2 separate regions of the Homo sapiens genome follow, and region 2 is linked to region 1. A link is a loop called in an ENCODE intact Hi-C map of the cell type or tissue named here. Cell type or tissue: heart left ventricle. All regions are shown on one strand. Links, peaks and the distances in the headings refer to the core of each region. The heading gives the core; the rest is flanking DNA.

Evidence for each region. A loop is a pair of places that touch in the nucleus more often than their neighbours do. Peaks named below come from ENCODE experiments on the same cell type or tissue, not always from the same donor. Only the 100,000 strongest peaks of a DNase experiment are listed, where the experiment ranks them.
Region 2: it touches region 1 in a loop (4-fold over the local background); 2 of 110 quality-filtered maps call a loop at or near these places.

The regions. Positions count from the first base shown.
Region 1 is chr20:10,905,926-10,915,639 of GRCh38, forward strand. LOC101929413 (a long non-coding RNA gene) reads right to left here and starts at 3,347. Exons shown (of 7, transcript NR_109866.1): 1 at 3,041-3,347. In heart left ventricle, for the core only: a CTCF peak has its summit at 4,769; no DNase peak of the experiment used is centred there; H3K4me3 peaks cover 486 bases; H3K27ac peaks cover 1,802 bases.
Region 2 is chr20:10,743,267-10,752,980 of GRCh38, forward strand. No RefSeq gene overlaps it. Among named protein-coding and RNA genes, the nearest start is that of LINC01752, 5.0 kb to the right of the region's middle. In heart left ventricle, for the core only: no CTCF peak of the experiment used is centred there; no DNase peak of the experiment used is centred there; H3K27ac peaks cover 1,936 bases.

The sequences.
Region 1 (9,714 bases), core at 705-8,704:
AGTTTCCTGGTGACAGTTTAAAAAAAAAAAAAGAAATGTCTTGATTAAGTGCAGACAATAATCTATCTTGGAAAGCTGCTAGAAGAGATATTTCAGGGATAGAATTGCAGATGTAAACTATAACAAAACTGCCTGTTTGCTTTATTTCTCTTTCTTCAGCCTGTTTATCTTTTCAGTCTCAACTAGCTCTTGAAATAAATAATACTGGGGTTTGCCATCTGGGGTGGAAAGCTGAATTTTATTAATTTGTTCTAAAACTAGCTGTTTTGAGCTTTGGGGATTACATGCAGGGAGTGTATCTCCTTGTCTTTAAAATTAAGATTTGGTGTACAGGTCAATGGTAGCTTTGCCAGTGGAATCCCAAAGTGCATTAGGAATATAGGTGGGGATTAAAGCAGCATAACTGAGATCCTATGCTCAGGACCACCATGGCCCCCACCCACACCCCTGCCATCACACCCAGCACCCCCTTGCTTTTTGAGTGTTAAAAATGATTTTTTCGCCCTCTCTGCTGTATTTTTCCACACTAGAGGGCTCTGGGTAATTTTAGCCAGTTTGTCCAGTTTGTGCTGTGTCCTCCGCTATCCACTTGGAATCTAAAAGATCACAGGAAGAGGACAGAGAATGACTAGCAAAGCCCTCGTGAAGCAACTGAGTTTTCATCAGGACATAGCAGATGCTGTGTGCAAAAAAGATCCCATTTGGAATGCCTGGATGATAGATACACTTTTTGATTTTCATGCAGAAACCTCTAAGGCATTAATTGGGAAGGGGTACAAAGGTAGAGTGACCATATCAACTGTATGTACTAGTTTGTCTGGGACATTCAGCTCTACATCTTTTGTCCTGTTATCTATCCAGGTTAGCATTTGTCCAAGATATTTCCCCTTAAGTGAAAAATTATTATCAGTATTTGTGTTAAAATAACCTGGGATAGACTTGGAAGACCTCTGCATTGTGCTTTCACTTCTTCCATGACCTTGCCTAAAAGTGAGTGAGACGCACATGAAATAAACAGAGTTTTCATTTCAACAAGTGGTCAAATCTGAAAAGAAACAGAGATGATCCATTTTTCTCTTCCTAACTCTTTCCAGATGCATCAAAATCAACATATCCCTTTCAAGGGAAGCATGCATTGTGTAGTCAGGCAGAAGTAGCTACTGTTGGGTAACTTTTTCTGGATATAGTGGTGGGAGAAGAGCTCAAGGCTCTGTCCCTATTGGACATTCAGTTTCCAACCAGTTATGCCATGGTTCTCCTGAGGCTGACTGTATGATGCTCGCAAGGCATGCTTCAAAGAGATTAGTTAAGGTGGCTCCATTAATGGGTTGAATGGTTTTTTTTCTCACCTAGTTCATGGAATTTAAGTAAAGGTTTTAGAAGTTCACTCTGACAAAGAAAAACTATATTTTTGTAAATGAGCTTCTTGCTCAAAATCAGTTGGGAATATTTAAATCAAAGTATTCAATGGACTAAGTGTCAAGAAGTCAGCAGTTGAAACTCTTAGGGACCTGCAATTGTTGACAACAAAGCTTGCAGGCAGGAAGATATTCAAATTTATTTCTACACAATATACATATTAAACAGTGAAAGCTCAAATGGCGTGTACAATTTCCATTTGAAAGTCTATAATTATGCTATGGAAAAACTCACCTTGTGGTAAGAAACTATTGATAGACCTCCTGTTTTTAACAGAATAAAGTTGCATTGCATATACTGAAATAAAATAAAATTGAGAAGGTCTGTGATTCTGTTACATTTATGTTTAGCGAAACATTCAAAAGTATCATAAAGTTTTTTTTGATAAGTTTTGCTTGTAAAATATTTGCCTAATACAAGCACTCTGAGGACAGGCAAAAAGTCAGTACATATACAGTACATATTTTAGGGCTGAAACAACATTTTTATATTTTAGTAAAGAATAATAGCATTGCTATGGATTGAGTTGTGTGTTCCCCAGATTTATATTTTGAAGCTCTACCCCACAGTGTCACTGTATTTAGAGATAGAACTTTTCGGAGGTAATAAAAGTTAAATGAGGTCATAAGAGTGGAGCTCTGACCCAAAGGAAGGGAGCTTTCTCTTCCTCTCTCCCTTTGGACACAGCAAGAAGTGGCTGTCTATAAACCAGAAAGAGAGCCTTCATGAGAAACTGAATCCACTAGCACCTTGATCTTGGACTTCTCAGTCTCTAGAATTATAAGAAATAATACCCAATCTGTGGTGTTTTGTTATATAAGCTTGAACTGACTTGTACAATATTCATTTAGCAAAACTTACTGTGAGCTTGGTAGGTATCACAGCCAATGTCAAGGGATATTTTTTCTTTAAAACAATAGAGAAATTCACATACTTTAATCATGCGATTTTGAAAAGATCTCAGGTATTTTATAAAAATAAGAAAAATAATAAGATAATATTGAAGACATATTACCAGGTTGGTAGGTATCACAGCCAATGTCAAGGGATATTTTTTCTTTAAAACAATAGAGAAATTCACATACTTTAATCATGTGATTTTGAAAAGATCTCAGGCATTTTATAAAAATAAGAAAAATAATAATATTGAAGACATATTAAAATACCAGTAATATGGTATGAGTCCCATGTGGCTAAAAAAACCCCAATTAATATATATAAATATATACCAAGAAAAACTGTTTTGCTTACGTTATTTTTAATGTTCATATAATAAACATTGTATTTAAAATAATTTTAATATATATGGATATATTCTATGTTGATTAAAAAATATTATTTTTCAAAAATAGTTTTGACTAGAACTATTTTATAGTTCCACCAACAAATTAAAATCAATAATTAATTTTTAAAATTTCAAAATATCATTTAGATTTATTACCACTCTTAACCACTTTGTTTCTCTCTTAAAATTGTTCTAGGTTGGACCATATATTATGGGAGCACCTTTTGCAAGGATGAAATACTCCGTCTGGGTAAGGCATTTTCATTGAAGCTTGTAGCTGTTTGTTTAGTTATTTAAATCAGGTTGATGGATGTAAAGTGAGCTCCTTCTACTCACCTGAAGCAGAAACAGTGCTAGGTGATACTCAAATCTCTGGGCACCCAAGAAGACTCCAAATCTCAGCATCTCTTGAAATAGGTGGCAATGTGTAACAGCATTCTAGCCAATGTAACATATTTTACGTCCAGGACTGGCCCCTAAAACATTTTGCATGATCCTTCAACATTCTTTTTTCCTTTCCTACTAGATGGATGGGAATAATTCAGCTGGGGATTTGGAGGCCCTAAAGGGCAGTGTAGCCAATGGACAGGTGATCCCAGGTACCTGCATGAGTGGAGGCAGGCCCTTCCTGCAGACCTGCACTGAACTATAACGTGGGCAGTAAGTAACTATACTTTGTGTTAAGCCACTATGATGTGGGGCTGTTTGTTACAACTGCAAAGATTGCTGTCCTTGATTAATGCACCATGCAATGTTCTCCCAGGCTTAGTTTCTCTGCTTGATTGCTCTCTTCATGTTCAACTCTTATATGAGTTGGTGACACTTTGGTTGAAACATTTCCAAGGACTGAAGAATATGTTTATTATCAAACCAACTGATTATGAAAATAATCTGTATTTTTAAGGTATGTGAAGGAGTAGGTATACATTTGTGCTTTGGGCCAATTTTATATCTTTAAAATAAAAATACATTAAATAAGCAGGTAATATTAATAATTAATAATACCATATAATGATCTGTAAAGCATATATTGATATGTAAAACACTGTGCTAAGTACACATATATAAGCACAACTCTTATAGCAATGCTTTGAGGTAAATGCTTTATTAACTCCATTTTACAGATGAGGACACTGAGGCTTAAAGAGCTTAAATAACTTACTAAAAGTTACATATGTGGAAATAGTGGAATGGAGCTTGGAGTCAAAGCATACTAGGCTCTAAAACTTGGGCTCTCAATCACTTTATTAACCATAATAGAGACATTAATTCTCAGTCCTTAGACCTCTTAAGTCTCACCATGATTCATGATGATAATTATCAGTGATGATTGACATTTCTGTATACTCACTCACTACTGCTCTGTGCTCTGTGCTGTATGTGAGATAGCTTATTAAAAGTCTTCACAATCATCATATGAGACAGGCATATTACTGTCTGTTATATGTATACCTAGTGTATCTAGTAGTTACAGTAAGCACTCCATAAATATAAATCAATCTTCAGCTTACAGAAGAGAAAGCTGCAATTTAGAGACTAAATTACTGACTATAGCACCTGTGGGAATGTTCTTTTAAAAAAAGTGACTTGGGTGTCATGAGTCTTTCCATTTCAGTTTTTACAGATTGCATCCCTTCTCTTCTAAAGAAAAAAAATTAAAAAGGGGGAAAGTAGTGTGACTTCTCTAGGTTAAAGCGACCCCTAAGTTAAAGAGGAATGAAGAAATTTACATTTCATAAGCTGAGAGTTCCCATTGAGAGTTCCGTCTCTCCACTTCCCACCTCCAACACATATACACACACACCTTTGTATTACTTTAATACTTTTGTGAATCAACAGAGAACCCAATTTTGCTAAAATCAAGGTGGCACAATTTAGCTTCCTGAGACTGGTCGTAGTCAGCCTTCACATTAACTTTGAGCAGGGAGGGAAAAAGCAGCAGACACGAGGACTGAGAGGCTCTAGCTACATAGTCTGGCTCAGGCTTCTCTACCGTGAAAAATGATGGGAAAAAGAAAAAGAAAAAGAAGCAGAAAAACAAAACCCGAGACAGAAGGTAGGAGGAGACACTGGGGCAGCTCCAGCTTTCAGCAAGCCGGCTCTGTTCCACTTCCTTTTGATTGTCCAGGAAAGCTAAGAAAAGTAAAAACAAGGCTGTGACTCCGTGGAAGCAGCCCTGTGGAAACGTTATGTTAAACAATTGGCCTGTGGGTCAATTGTGAAGGGCGTTAATGTGCGAGACCCCGATAAAGAGATTTGCACGAATGGCCACAAAGCATTTCATATTTAAATATGGATCCAAGTTTCTTCTGCACAACAGTATAAATATAACTAAGGTGGGGTGGAGAAGGAGATTTGGAAATCAGCCGATTTGAAGGAAGCCAACACAAACACTCCAACAAATGCAGCATTTCGCACAGCCTTTGTGCTCATTGCTTGTTGTTGGCATGAACTCATAAAAACAGAAAAAGGCCATGAAGGGTAGTGGTTGAGATATTGCATGCCCTGGTGGTAATGAAATACACTGTTTATCTGAAAACAACCTTCATGTCAGTGTGCTTTGCATTTCCTGAAGGTGATAGTCTATTTTATTTTGTTTCTTGATGGTAGTAAAAGTCTAGAAAAACGTACAATTTTTCAGAAGGGCCTTAATTTATTTTCTGTGGTTATCTCATTGTGAGATAAGTAAGAAGAGCGTAAGTCCCCAATCTTGAAAACTTTTTTTAAACTAGTTGTTTAATATAAGAATATATTTTAGCCTCTTTAGCAAATTCATACTGCACGAAAGGATATTCTATAATAGACTAAGCAGGCCATATAAAATTAGTAAAGTTGGATGTGGTGCCTGAAAATATTTGGCAGAATTCCCTGGAAAGCCACATGTGAACATTTTTAATATATATTATGAGGCAGAAAAGAATAATTATCTTCAATTGAAGTTCCCAGTGAAAGAAATGTATTTGTACAGTCCTTTCAAAGAAAACCCTCAGTATTGACAAATTGTGTTTGGGATGGTGGCTTCTCTGCTGTGGCTTGTGGCTTGCTTCTCATAGAAAAAGCAGACATTACTCTGCTATTTCATGTGACTTCTACCTTGAGCAAGGTGTTTTTGCCAAGGGCTTTGGAACATTGGCTGAGAAATCTCCAGAACAAATACTTTTGAACCCTATGGGTGTGATACTGTGGAGAGGGCAGGGCATCAAAACTACCTTGAGTGACTATTTCTCAACTTTATTTCTAACCTGGGCTCTTGGTTTGGGATAAATTGCACATCTCCTTTCTTTACTTCCTTCTCTGGAGAGGGTCACTTTTCACTCAGGGCACCCATATGTGTCTAAAACATTGCATTTTTGAGGCCAGCCTGTGTTTTAGTGTGGGTTGCCACAAACACAGATCCTGATAATAATTTGGTGTAAGAAGATTATTTGGGAGTGGATCCCAGGAAGCATATTGAAGGAGTGGGAAAAGTGAGAGAGCAAATAGAGAAAGCCAATAAGGGGTTGCAAAGAAACGATTGACTCCTTAAGGCTCAGTCCTGGTGGACCCCTCTGGGCCACTGTGCAAAACACAACTGAAAATTATCCATTGTGGGATAGAGCAGCTCAGGCACTTAGCCACCAACTCTGGTCCCTTTTGTGTAGAGGGCTGCTCCTGAGTTGTTAACCTTCTAGCTGAGACTTTTCAGCCTGCCTTAGGTTGATAGAGCATCCTCCCATAACCTAAGACGAGCCTTGGACAGACTGAGACAGAGAGAAATGGTCAATCTGAACAGGAACTCCTTGCAGGCTCTCTTGGCCACGTGAATTTTGGTAGGAACCTGGGAGCATCAGATATAACCACCATCTCTGACCGTTAAGGCAGCCTCCTGGCCAAGGCCAAAGCCCTTATTTTTGATAAGCGCCCAATATTTTTTCACTTTTTTCCTTTCCTTCATGTAACTCTTCCCAGTGTTTTGGAATAACTAGGTAACTATAGCCTTTAATTTCCTTAATTTCTAAGAGAAGTAATAATTATAGAATTTATCATTTATTGAGTGCTCACCCTATGTCAAATGCATTGACTTATTTAATTCTTACAACAACCCTATGATATAGGCATTCTTATCCAGGTTTTGCCAACAAGAAAACAGGCTCAGAGAGGTTACATTTCCCAAAGGACAGGGTCAGGATTTGAACCCAGGTTCATCTCAATTCAAAGTCCAAGATTTAACTATGAAAACTCAACATTGCCACCACCAAATTGGGATAAGCTGTATTTCCAGCTATATACAGGATATTCTGGGTGGGTATAATGACTGATATGGTAGCCAGCCTCCAAGATGGTCTTTCCTGGTCCTAATCTCCTGATACTCTAACCATTGTACAATCCTCTCTTACAGTACAGGGCTGGCCTGAGTGATCAATAGAATACTGTAGACGCAACAACATGTGGCTTCTGAGGAAGCATTGTAGCCTCTTGGTTTGTTCATGCTGTGGAAGCCAGCTGCCATGTCAAGAGGATGCTCAAGCAGCCATGTGGAAAGGCCCGTATGGTAAGGATCTAAGGACTCCTGCCGGCCCCAGCACTAACCTGCCAACAATGCAGCAAGTTACCTGGAAGTAAATTCTCTAGCTCCCAGCCAAATCTTTAGATGACTGTATTTCCAGGTAACATCTACAAAACATTGCTGAGAGAAATTAAGAAAGATCTGAACAAATGGTAATATATACCACGTTTATGGTTTTGGAAGACTCAATAATGTAAAATATCTATTAAATATCCCCCAAATTGTTCTAATTTAATCAGAATACCAGCAGGCTCTTCACTAGAAATTTAAAAACTAAGATTTGGATGGAAAAGCAAAAGACCTAGAATAGCCAAAAGAATCTTGACAAGGAACAAAATTGCAGGACTTTCCCTATTGATTTGAAAATTTATTCTGAAGTTACAATAAGTGACATTGTAGTATTGTTGTAAAGGCAGGCATGCCAATCAATTGAATGGAATAGAGAGTCTAGAAATGGGCCCATGTGTATACAGTCAATTGATTTTTGACAAAGTGACTACATAATTTAGGGGAAAAAGAATAGATTTTACAACAAATCCTTCTGGAACAACTGAATATCTTCATAGAAAAAAATGGACATTAAACCTCATCTCATGACACATATAACAACTAACTCAAATTGGATTCTAGACCTAAACATAAAAGCTAAAAATGTAAAACTAAACATATAAGCTAAAAATATAAAACTTCTGCAAGGAGCTATAGGAGAAAGTCTTCACAACATTGGGATGGGCAAAGATTTCTTAGACATAACTCAAAAGCACTAATTTTAAAAGAAAAAAATGATTACTGTATGTGATCAAAACTAAAACCTCTGCTTTTCAAAATATGTTATTAAGAAAATGCCTCATAATTCTCTTAAGAGAAAATATTTGCAATAATATGTCTGATGAAGAACTTTTATCAAAATATATAAATAACCCTTAAATTCAATAATAAAATGACAGACAACCCAATACAAAAATAGACACTTCAAAAAAGAGATTATAGGAGTGGTTAATGGTATGGACTAAATATCTATGTCCTTCAAAAATTTATATGTTGAAGCCCTAACCCTCAGTGTGACTGTATTTGGAGATGGAGCTCTTAGGAGGTAATTAGGATTAGGCAAGGTCATGAGGGTAGGGCCTTGGTTTGATGGGACAAACCCTTATAACAGGAGGCACTAGAGAACGCTTCTCTCTCCTCTGTCTCTCTCTCTCTCTCTGTCTTTCTCTACTATGTGAAGACACAGCAAGAGAGTGGCCAACTGCAAGCCAGGAAGAAACCTTCAGCAGATCCCAACCATGCTAGTACCCTGATCCAGACATTCAGCCTTCAGAACTGTAAAAAGTAGAATAAAATTCTGTTGTTTAAGCCATCCAGCCTATGGTATTTTGTTATGGCAGCCCAAGCTGAGTGATTTAGCCAGTAAGCCCATGAAAAGATGGTCAATGTTGTTAGTCATGAAGGAAACGCAAATTAAAAACATAATGAGGTATCAATATATATACATACATCAGAACAGTAAATTTTTAAAAATTGAAAATACCAAGTTTCAACATGGATCTGGAGCAACTGGATATCTCATATATTGTTGATATGAGTGTAAAATTGTGCAGCTCTTTAGGAAAACAGTTTAAGAGTTTATTATAAATTTAAATTATCCATTTAACCCATGATCCAGCAATTCTTCTCTTGGATATTTCCCCAAGATAAATTAAAACTTAAGTTCACAGAAAAGATTTGTATACCCACAGTGGAATACTATTCAGTCATAAAATGAATGAAATCATGTCTTTTGCAGCAACATGAATGGAACTGGAGGCCATTATCTTAAGTGAAACAAGTCAGACAAAGACAAATATCCCATCTTCTCACTCATAAGTGGGAGCTAAAAAATGTGTACACGCGGACATAGAGTGGAATGATAGACAATGGAGACTTGGAAGGGTGAGGGGGTGGTAGGGGATTGGATGACGAGAAATTACTTAGTAGGTGTAATGTATGCTCTCTGGGCGATGAATACTCTAAACGCCCTGACTTGACCACTATGTAATCTGTGTATGTAAAAAAATGCCGGGCCGGGCGTGGTGGCTCACATCTGTAATTCCAGCACTTTGGGAAGCCGAGGCGGGTGCGTCACGAGGTCAAGAGATGGAGACCATCCTGGCCAACATGGTGAAACCCCATCTGTAATAAAAATAAAAAAAAATTTAGCTGGGCATGGTGGCACGCGCCTGTAGCCCCAACTACTCGGGAGGCTGAGGCAGGAGAATTGTTTGAACCTCGGAGGCAGAGGTTGCAGTAAGCTGAGATTGAGCCACTGCACCCTCCAGCCTGGGCAACAGAGTGAGACTCCATCTCAAAAAAAAAAAAAAAAAAAAAAAGAAAGAAAGAAAAAGAAAAGAAAGAAAAAAAATGCCCTTGTATTCCATAAATTTATACAAACCAAACAATTTGTTTACATTTATGGTGGCTTTAT
Region 2 (9,714 bases), core at 933-8,932, 160 kb before region 1:
GATATTGTGTCCTTCTCAGTGCAGCCTATTAGGAGGCATGTGGTGTTGATATCTTATCACTGGTGATATTAACTTTGATCACTTGGTTAACGGAGTGTCCGCTAGTTTCTCCACTATAAAATTACACATCTCCTGTTGTAATCAGTAAGTATTCTGTGGGGATATGCTTTGAGACTATATAAAAATCTTGTTTCCCCTCTTACTTTCACCTGCTAATTTTAATCAATGATCTTGCTTGAAACAACTGTTAGGATTGTATGAAAAAGTTTGTTAAAGAGAAGATTCAATATTTAACATGAAATCCACAATTTTAATTTTCTTGAGATTCAGCTTGGTTTTTTATAATTACTTCATTACCTTGCTTAATTTCTTTCTCTCATTATTTATTTACATTCTCATTATAAATGCCATGAGAATGTGACAGTTACGAATGTTCACACAATCTAAATGTCCTTGCAAGATAAGTGTGGTAATTCCTGAAGGTTCTGATCGGATTTCAAGTATTTAACAACACAGAAAAAGGCACAATGTGAATTATTTTATGCATGAATGTAATTTAATCACATCCCATGAGTACAGAAGAGCATAGTTATTTATACCTTCAAGGCTTCAAACACCTAATAAATACACACAATATTGAAAGGAAACCTTCATGTTACACAGGTGTCAAAATCATACATTTCATGTTGTACTCTAAGACTCATCAAAGTGAGCTGAAGCCTTGAGGACAGAGAGGGAGAATTGTGATCTGAAAATTTCTTGGATTAACATTTGACTATCGACTTCAGTATTTTTATAGCTCAAGTCTAGGTACACGTAAGTAAGCAGAAAAATAAAACTCCTACCTCGGATTTTACATGCTGCTTTGGAAGGTAATATAAGACTCTGAGATATATCTGGGCCTCCACAAAAAGAGAAAAGAGGCTTGCCTGCTTGTTCTTGGAATGCATGGGGCCAGCTGGTAGAGACCTATCTACAGCAATCCCCAAAATGTGAATAAGAATCAGCTTCTGGCTGAGCATGGTGGCTCACGCCTGTAATCCCAGCACTTTGGGAGGCTGAGGCAGGTGGATTGCTTTGAGCTCAGGAGTTTGAGGCCAGCCTGGGCAACATGGTGAAAGCCTGTCTCTACTAAAGACACAAAAATTAGTGGGGTGTGGTGGCACGCTTGTGGTCCCAGCTACTCAGGAGGCTGAGGTGGGAGAATCACTTGAACTCCAGAGGCCGAGGTTGCAGAGTGATCCCCTGTCTAAAAAAAAAAAAAAAAAAAAAAAGAATCAGCTTCCTACTAGACTGATTTTTTGTTTCAGGGCCAACTCTTAAAATATAGACATATGAAATAAAGATGTTGCTATAGGAGGGATCATTTTTCTTTTCCAAGATACCAAACAAAACAATTTCGTAAACCTTTAGCTAGTTCCTGCTTCACTTCATCAGAAGCCATTGCTGTTTCTAAGCCAGTTCTTAGAAAACTCAAGTGCTGGAAATGTAACACCTCCATCACCTCTCATCCCTTGTTACTGTCAAAACTCTTTCTTAATGCCCACCTGAGGACCTGCATCAATAAAAACCCAATCTTTCAAAATCTAATCATAATAGTAATGCCAAAACTTGTTTCTTGACCAACCCTTACCAACAATGTAATCAGCTCCTCAGAGGAAGATTTGAAAATACGATCATCAAGTATGTTGTGGACACAATGCTGAGAGGGAACACAATTTCTAGATAAGAGACTTAAATTGACTTTAAGATTGACTTAAAATTCAAAAGGCCATGACCGCTGAGTTTGGGCCAAATCTAACAAGTGGAAATGAACAGGGCTGTCTGTAAAATTGTTCACTTGGGTCAGAAATGATTTGCTGGCACAAGTACAGGTCAGAGAGGGAGCAAATGGAAAAACAAAATAAAACGAAAGAAAACCTTGGGAATTTTCACTGCAAATAAACTAAAGCTAGAGATGCAGAGTGGCTGGAAATGTAACTATTCCCACCCACTTCCGTGTGGGGCCCTTGAATGCAGAATTTATTCAACTGAAAGTGAAGACCTTGACCGAAATATCGAGGGCCTTGAGCTTATTTTCTTCTGTATGACCATCTTTCAGAAACAAATGAATTCTTTCAAAACAAAAAAAAAAAAAGAAAGAAGAAAAAAAAAGGAGAAACAAAAGTCAAAGAAGATTTTGAAAAAAGTAATAACTGACCAATTTGGCATTAAAAAACAAATATTTTGATGCATATGAGAATTAAACTTGTATAATGCAAAACCATCTCAAGTGTTCTGGGTATAGAAAATTATTTAATGAGGTCAAAATAGAGAGGTAGATGCAGTAGTTTTCATCAAATTCACATTTGCAAATATTCTTTTGATACATAATCCCCTGTGTTCAGTGCCAGAAAAATGGTGCTAATTTTGGAATAAAATCAGACCTTGCTCCGGATTCACAAAATATTCATCATAAGAATGAAGAATGAGAGATGAGAAAAATAAATGTGAGTTGAGAGAAAGTAAGGAAAGCTTTCTGCAGAACAGAAAGAGAACACATTTCCTGCATCCTGAGCCTCTCTCCTGTTTTTATTTTCCTTGTAAATTTCCCACATTTCAGAATGTAGGTTGATGTAGCCATTATGGAAAACAGTTTGAAATTAAAAATAGAACTACCGTACAACCCAGCAATCCCTCTTCTGGGTATGTACCTGAGGGACATGAAGTCACTACCTCGTAAAGATATCTGCACTCCCGTGTTTATTGCAGGACTAGTCACAATAGCCAAGACATGGAAACACCTAAATGTTCATCGACTGATAAATGGATACAGAAAATGTGGTACATACATAATACAATGGAATATTATTCAGCCTTAAAAAAGAGATCCTGCCATTTGCCATAACATGGGCGGACCTGGAGAACATTATGCTAAGTGAAATAAGCCAGGCACAGAAAAATACTGCATGATCTCACTTATATGTGGAATATATTTTTTAAAAGAGGTCAAGTACACAGAAGAAAACTGTGGTTACCATGGGGTAAAAGAAGGGTGGAGAGCAAATGGGGGAACATAGGTCAAAGGGAACAAAATTGCAGATATATAGGATGAACAAATTTATAGATTGAATGTACAACATGAGGACTAAAGTTAATACAATTATATTGAATTAGAGATCTTTGTTAAATAAGTTGATTTCAGTTGCTCTTGTCACCAAAAAAACTATGTGAGATAATAGATATGTTAATTTGCTTTACTATAGTAACCATTTTATTATCTATATGTGTCCCATAACATCATGTTGTAAAACTCAAATATGCACAATAAAATTTATTTTTTTTAAATCCCACCTTTCATTAAGGCCACCCAAGGATTTCCCTGTAAGCTCAGGGAAGAAAATCAATTCTGTGGATGTACTGTGAGACAGCCAAGGAGCAGGCCCTAGGGAGGAAGCCTGCCAGTGGACAAGCAGATACAGGTGTCTACAGCTGAAGCATTTACCTAGAAACAGGTTGCATATTTTCTGATCACTTTGAATTTTTGTTTTGAAGGCCCTGAAGAATTAATTAGGTGTCAGGGCCTTTTGTCTGCTATGTCCAGTCCCTGAAAGAACTGAAGCCATGAAGCCACTTAGAACCAGCACATCAACTGTTTTCTAGATGATCAGAAACCTCCAGAGCTTTTCACTTCAGCTCACTGTATGCTTTTAAGCAACAGAGATTTAAAAGTCTTGAGATTATAGGACCATAAAAATACACATTTACATGTGGTCACATGTAAGGTTTAAGACTGGGAGTGAACCATAAAGGGAATGCTTTGTACCAGTACCAAAATACAAGTTCAATGAATGACGCAGCAGCTCTGAGAGGAACATAAGGAAAACACCCAAGCCGGAGTCTCTCACAAGCTTGAATGTGTGTTCTGGAGCTGAAGGATGCACGGTTGTTAAGCCCCTGTTCTTTTCCGTAAGTTCCTTCTGGGGCCTTCTGCAGCCATATAAAATGCAGCTAGTAAAACAGGTTTCCGTGGGAGGGAGACCTGGGAGTGCCTGAATTTCCTTCTTTTTTTGCTGAACAATTAAGCAACAAAAGCAGTCTGGGAAAATAGAAGACATTTCAGAGCTGGTCATGCATTCAACACATGCCAAGGAAGGGAGGTTTTGTCGCTGTTTGACTCCTAATCCTGTATTTACTTGTTGGCTAAATGGAATTAATTCATTTAGTTTTGCAGAGTGTTAGGCTTTCTTCTCTCCGTTAAGTTTCTCTTTTCTTTTCTCAAAAGGAAATAGCAAGCTTATCTTAGAAGGTTGAAGGCAATTTGGCAATCTGTTCTTTGGTTAGAGGAAATTATCCTATTTTAATAAACAAATTATTCAATTAATTCAACATGAAAAAATAGTTTGGCACTTACTGTGGGGCGGGCCTTGTACTAGGACATGGGATACACCAATGAACAAGACATTCAAAGATGTAGATAAACGAATAGGCAATTATGGTCAATGGACATGAGGTTAATGCAAGGGAAGGCATTAGGAACACTTGGGTCTTATTCACTTTTGGGGACCTGACGAAGGTTTCTTGCAGAAATCTAATCTGAGATCCAAGGAGTAAGTCAAAGTTTATTCAGTGACAGGGAGCAGGAATTAAGTTTAATTATTTTTCCAGGCATATGTGCAGAACGGTGGGGTGGGAGGCCTGAATGTGGGTGAGCACTCACTATGCATGAAGAACTAAAAGAATATTGAAATGACTGACATATGCACTGGTGAGAGATGGTCAAATAAAGTAGGTAGGAGCCAGATTCCTCAGGTCATTGTTGGTGTTGTTCAGCATTTAGAATGTTTTTCTTGCTTTGTCATTGTTTTTAATTGACACTTAATAACTGTACATATTTATGGGGTACAGTATGTTATTTCCATACATGTATACAATATGTAACGATCCAATCAGGGTAATTAGCACGTCCATCGCCTCAAACCTTGATCATTTATTTGTGTTGGGAAGCTTCAAAATCCACTCTTCTAGCTATTTGAAAATATATAATTAATTATTGTTAATTACAGACACTTTATAGTGCTATAGAACACTAGCACTTTTTCCTCCTCTCTCACTATACTTTTGTATCTGTTAGCATTTGAATTCTTACTCCAAGAACAAAGGGGTAACCACAGGGGAAAGAATCACTCAGATTTTGAAATTTCTCTTTGTCTACATTGTAGAAAATGATTTGGAGGTAGGTAAGACCAGAGAATTGAGCAAGGGGAGGATGAAAGGTGAAAGAAGACAGCGCTCTTCCTATCTTGGTGGGCTTGGGGCTGGGTGGTACTGCTGAGTTTGTCCTTTGCCTGGTGTCAACCATCACCATCTATCTCAATGATACCCCAGTGGACTGTAAGGACCCATTATGCCTCTGTCAAATATGAAATATCTAGACCTTTTCAAGTGTCTGTTTTGTTTCCTCAAACCATACCCATTTGGAGGTTAATATGTTGTTGGGTAAAATAATTAAACTTAGCTCCAAGTACAGAGTGAAAGGGAAATTTTTTGTTCTATCATGTTGGGACTTATATAATTTGATGTCTGTTTCATCCTCACCTTTTGAGTTAGTCTTTGCCCTGGAGTCTGAGAGAGTTTTCTCAAAGGAAATCTACAAAAATATTTGTGGATTTAGAAACACTAAAGGGAAGAGAAAATTGTTCTGTAGTTCACGTTCCTGACATTTCAGAAGCTCATGATCCCAGGCTCTCAGGTTACAAAAAGATTTTTTTCTTCTAAACATGTTCCCTTAAGGTGTCAATGGTTGATAATGCGCCCAATAAACATTAATGCATCAAACAAGTACAAACCCTTTTTGACACAGGAACAGAGCTGAAACTGTGGGACCTTAAGCATTAGCAGGCATGGGTGTGTTTTGGAGAGGGAAAAGTCCTCCTGAGATCACATGGGTTTCTGGGTAGAGAGGGAGAGCTAGATTTATCCTGAGTCTTGTGAATTATCTGTTGTGTGACTGAGTTTTGTGGGAATTAAGCCAAATCAAAATAAATAATGCATGTAATGTGTTTAGCACACTCCCCAGTGTGTGGTGGGCATCCAGTAAGCATTGGCTATTATTAAGAGCTATGGAGTCTGGGCCACATGCTACAAGACATTCAGCAGTGAAACTGTTTTGGGTTGCTGTAGAGAGTAGGGATGTATGTTGCATGGGAACAGTCAGGGAGGGAGGTCCATTTTCAGCATCACCCCAGGGTCAGATGTCATGACACAGACAGAGGGACCGAGAGAGAGAGAGCGAGCATGAGCCCCTCCTGTTATTGTCCTAAACCCTCATTCACTGAGGGCAGCCTCTACTCCATTACCGCAGTAAAGGTTCTGCTGTGAAGCCAGATATGCAGCAGCCCTCCCTCCAGCACCTTGCTTTCACAGGATCTGTTTCTTGCCATGCATGCCATAGATTCACAGAGCATTTTATAAATTGAAAAAGGCTATTCAATGGCAAGGTATTACTATTACCGTGTATCCAACTGGTGATGTTATCCCTATAGACAGGATGTGTTAGGGACACCCTGGGTCTCTTCCTCCCCACTCCTTCCCATTTTGAAGTACACATTTATGTTTATCAATTGTTACTATATCCAGAGCCCAGTCTTCTCCTATTTCTCCTACTTGTTCCTTGCCAACAAATTTCATTAAGGCTCTTCTGGGAGACCCAAAAAGTGGTGGGAAGAAAATGCAATTCTGACGTGCAAAGGTGGGATGATGGAAAATCAGGAATCTGTTGTAGAATTTTAATTTAAATATACCATTGTCGTTAAATACACCAATGGCGAGGGGCTGAGTCATTGAGCACTAGAATTCCACATGCATTTGATAATGATGGTTTCTAGTCGGTAATTACGTGGCTGTGGCCCCCATGTTTTTCTTGGAGTCTTTGTGATACTCCCTCAATTTGCTCTTCCTGTACTCACTTCTTGTCTTTCATTCTTGTCCTTGAATATTTTGGGTATATAGGACAAAAATAAGAATGCAAGCAGGCACCCACCAGCATGACAAAAATGAAATAGATGGAAGATGCTTACTGTTGGCAAGGAAGTGGGACAACTGGAACTCACATGCACTGCTGGTGGGAGTATACATTGACACAACCTTTTTGGAAAAATGGTTGCTAGTATCTACTAAAGCTGAAAGTAGCTATGCTATTGTTCAACCAGCCCACTTGTTGGTGTGTGCTTAACAGAACGCAGAAAACAGTCACCAAAAGACACGTAGTAGAATGTTCAAACTCCTCATAACTGGAATTACTCTAATGCCCATCAGCAATAGATTGGATAAATAAATTCTGGCATGTTTGCAAAAATGGGGTGCTATACAGTATTGAGAGTGCATGATATAATTCTAAATTACATGCATCAATATAGATGAATCTTATTTATAAACATAAATGTTGAGCAAAAGAAGCCAGATACATGCACAAAAACTCACACTCTATGACTGTAGTTTGTATAACAAACACCACTGATTTGTGCTGTTAGAAGTCAGGATAGCAGGTCGAATGTGGTGGCTCACACCTGTAATCCCAGCACTTTGGGAGGCTGAGTCATGCAGATTGCTTGAGGCCAGGAGTTCGAGACCAGCCTGGCCAACATGACAAAACCCCGTCTCTACTGAAAATACAAAAATTAGCTGGGTGTGGTGGCAGGTGCCTGTAATCCCAGCTACTTGGGAGGTTGAGGCACAAGAATCGCTTGAACCTGGGAGGCGGAGTTTGCGGTGGGCAGAGATGGCACCACTGCACTCCAGCCTGGGCAATAGAGTGAGGCATAATCTCAAAACAAACAAACAAACAAACAAACAAACAAACAAACAAAAAATAGAAGTCAGGATACTAATTAGTATTGGTGACCAGAAGAAAGCATTCCCGGGGACTTCTTGGGTACTAGTCAGGTTCTGTTTCTTAGTCTGGGTGCTGGTTTTAAGATTGTGTTCAGTTTGTGAAAGTTCATTGGACTGTATGCTTAAGGGTACTTTTTGTATATTGTATTTTAATAAAAAGTTTTTTTTTAATTGGCAAGATTAAATACATTATTTTTGTCATCTTTTCAGCCCTGGACACCATTAGTAATTTTTATGGAACAAAGCTAGCAGCAGAACCAACCAGCTACAGTCCTTAAATTTATACATTTCATACAGAAAATAGTACTTTCCCATCATTATTTCAGAATGGCTTAATCAATATCTTCATCTAAAAGATGAAGCCAGAAATGTCAGCTACACATAGCTGTTGCAAATATTAACTAGCATCTTGTATATAGATATAGTTCCTGGCACTGGCAGGTATTCAGTATGGTGGCAATCCTGAACCCCTGATTCCACTTGGAATGGAAGTCAGGATAGCAGCATTTCTGTGCTAGTCATTGCTCATAAGCTCATGATATGCTTTATATATTTTATCCCATATCAACCCTATGGGGTAAAAATTATTTCCATCGTTACCCAGATAAGGTGACTGAGGGTCAGAGAGCCGGATGGGTAAGGTCACAAAGCTGTAGGAGGCACACTGATATCTGAACTCAGGCCTCTTCCAAAGTTCATTCCACAGGAACACGCCGCCACCCAATTAAGTAGAAAACTACCCGAGTTGTACTTCAATTTCTCTAAACATAGTGGTTTCCTTCTGAGGTAGAAATCATCTGCTCAGCTGGTTTCAGAGTACCATTTTCCTTGTTGAGTTGACTTAGTGGTAAAAGAAATTTTGAATGAAGTGGGCAGAGAGATCCGGAGAACAGCAGGGAAGTCTCCAAGGACCTTGTGATTTTGGGCTCTCACTGTGGGAGTTGTTATGCTTTGCAGTAATTGCATATTGGATACATAATTCTAATTTTCATGGAGTGGGCTGCCCGGACCCTCCAACTTTTAGTGCTTATTGACATATTTTTATACATTTTATCAGTTTAACAACTAAAACACACTTTCCTCTTGCTCAAGAGTTTCCCAGGAGTATACTAGCAAAAGTGGGAGATGCAAATTTGTGAATATCCACTTTTTCCTCCACTGAAAGGAAAATAATAAAAAGTCCAGGTACTGGCCAAAAATAACTATTACTAAAGCAGACCCAGAAGCCCAGCCCAGGCCCTTGCAACCAAGATATGATGTGGTCTGCCCTCTTTGCAAGTTGAACTGTGCCAACATCTGTTGGCTTGTTGCCTCTGACAGCTACATAGAGAAAGACATGGGAAAGAGGTGTGGCAGAAGAACCAATATATGTGGTGCCAAGCATCATTGTAGATATCTGCAAGTTGTATATCATGACTTAATTTAGAAATAAAAACTGAGGTCACAGAGGGTAAGAAACTTGCTTAATGCCACAGAGATGTTAAATGGCAGAATCAAAGTGCAGTCCTATCGCAAGAATTGGCAAACCTTTTCTATAAAGGGGCAGATAATAAATATTTCAGCTTTGTGGGTCATATGGTCTTTGTTGCAATTACTAGTCTCTTCTATTGTAGTGTGAAAGCAGCCACAGATAATATAGAGGAAAGCAGGTGTGGTTGTATTCTAATAAAACTATTTATGAACACTGAAATTTCAAATTTCCTGTAATTTTTGTGTCTTAAAATATTATACTTAAAAATTATATTTAACTCTTTAAAAAATGTAAAGACAATTTTTAGCTTACAGGTATACAGAAACAGGCGGTAAGACATATTTGGCTCATAGGCCATAGTTTAGCTGACC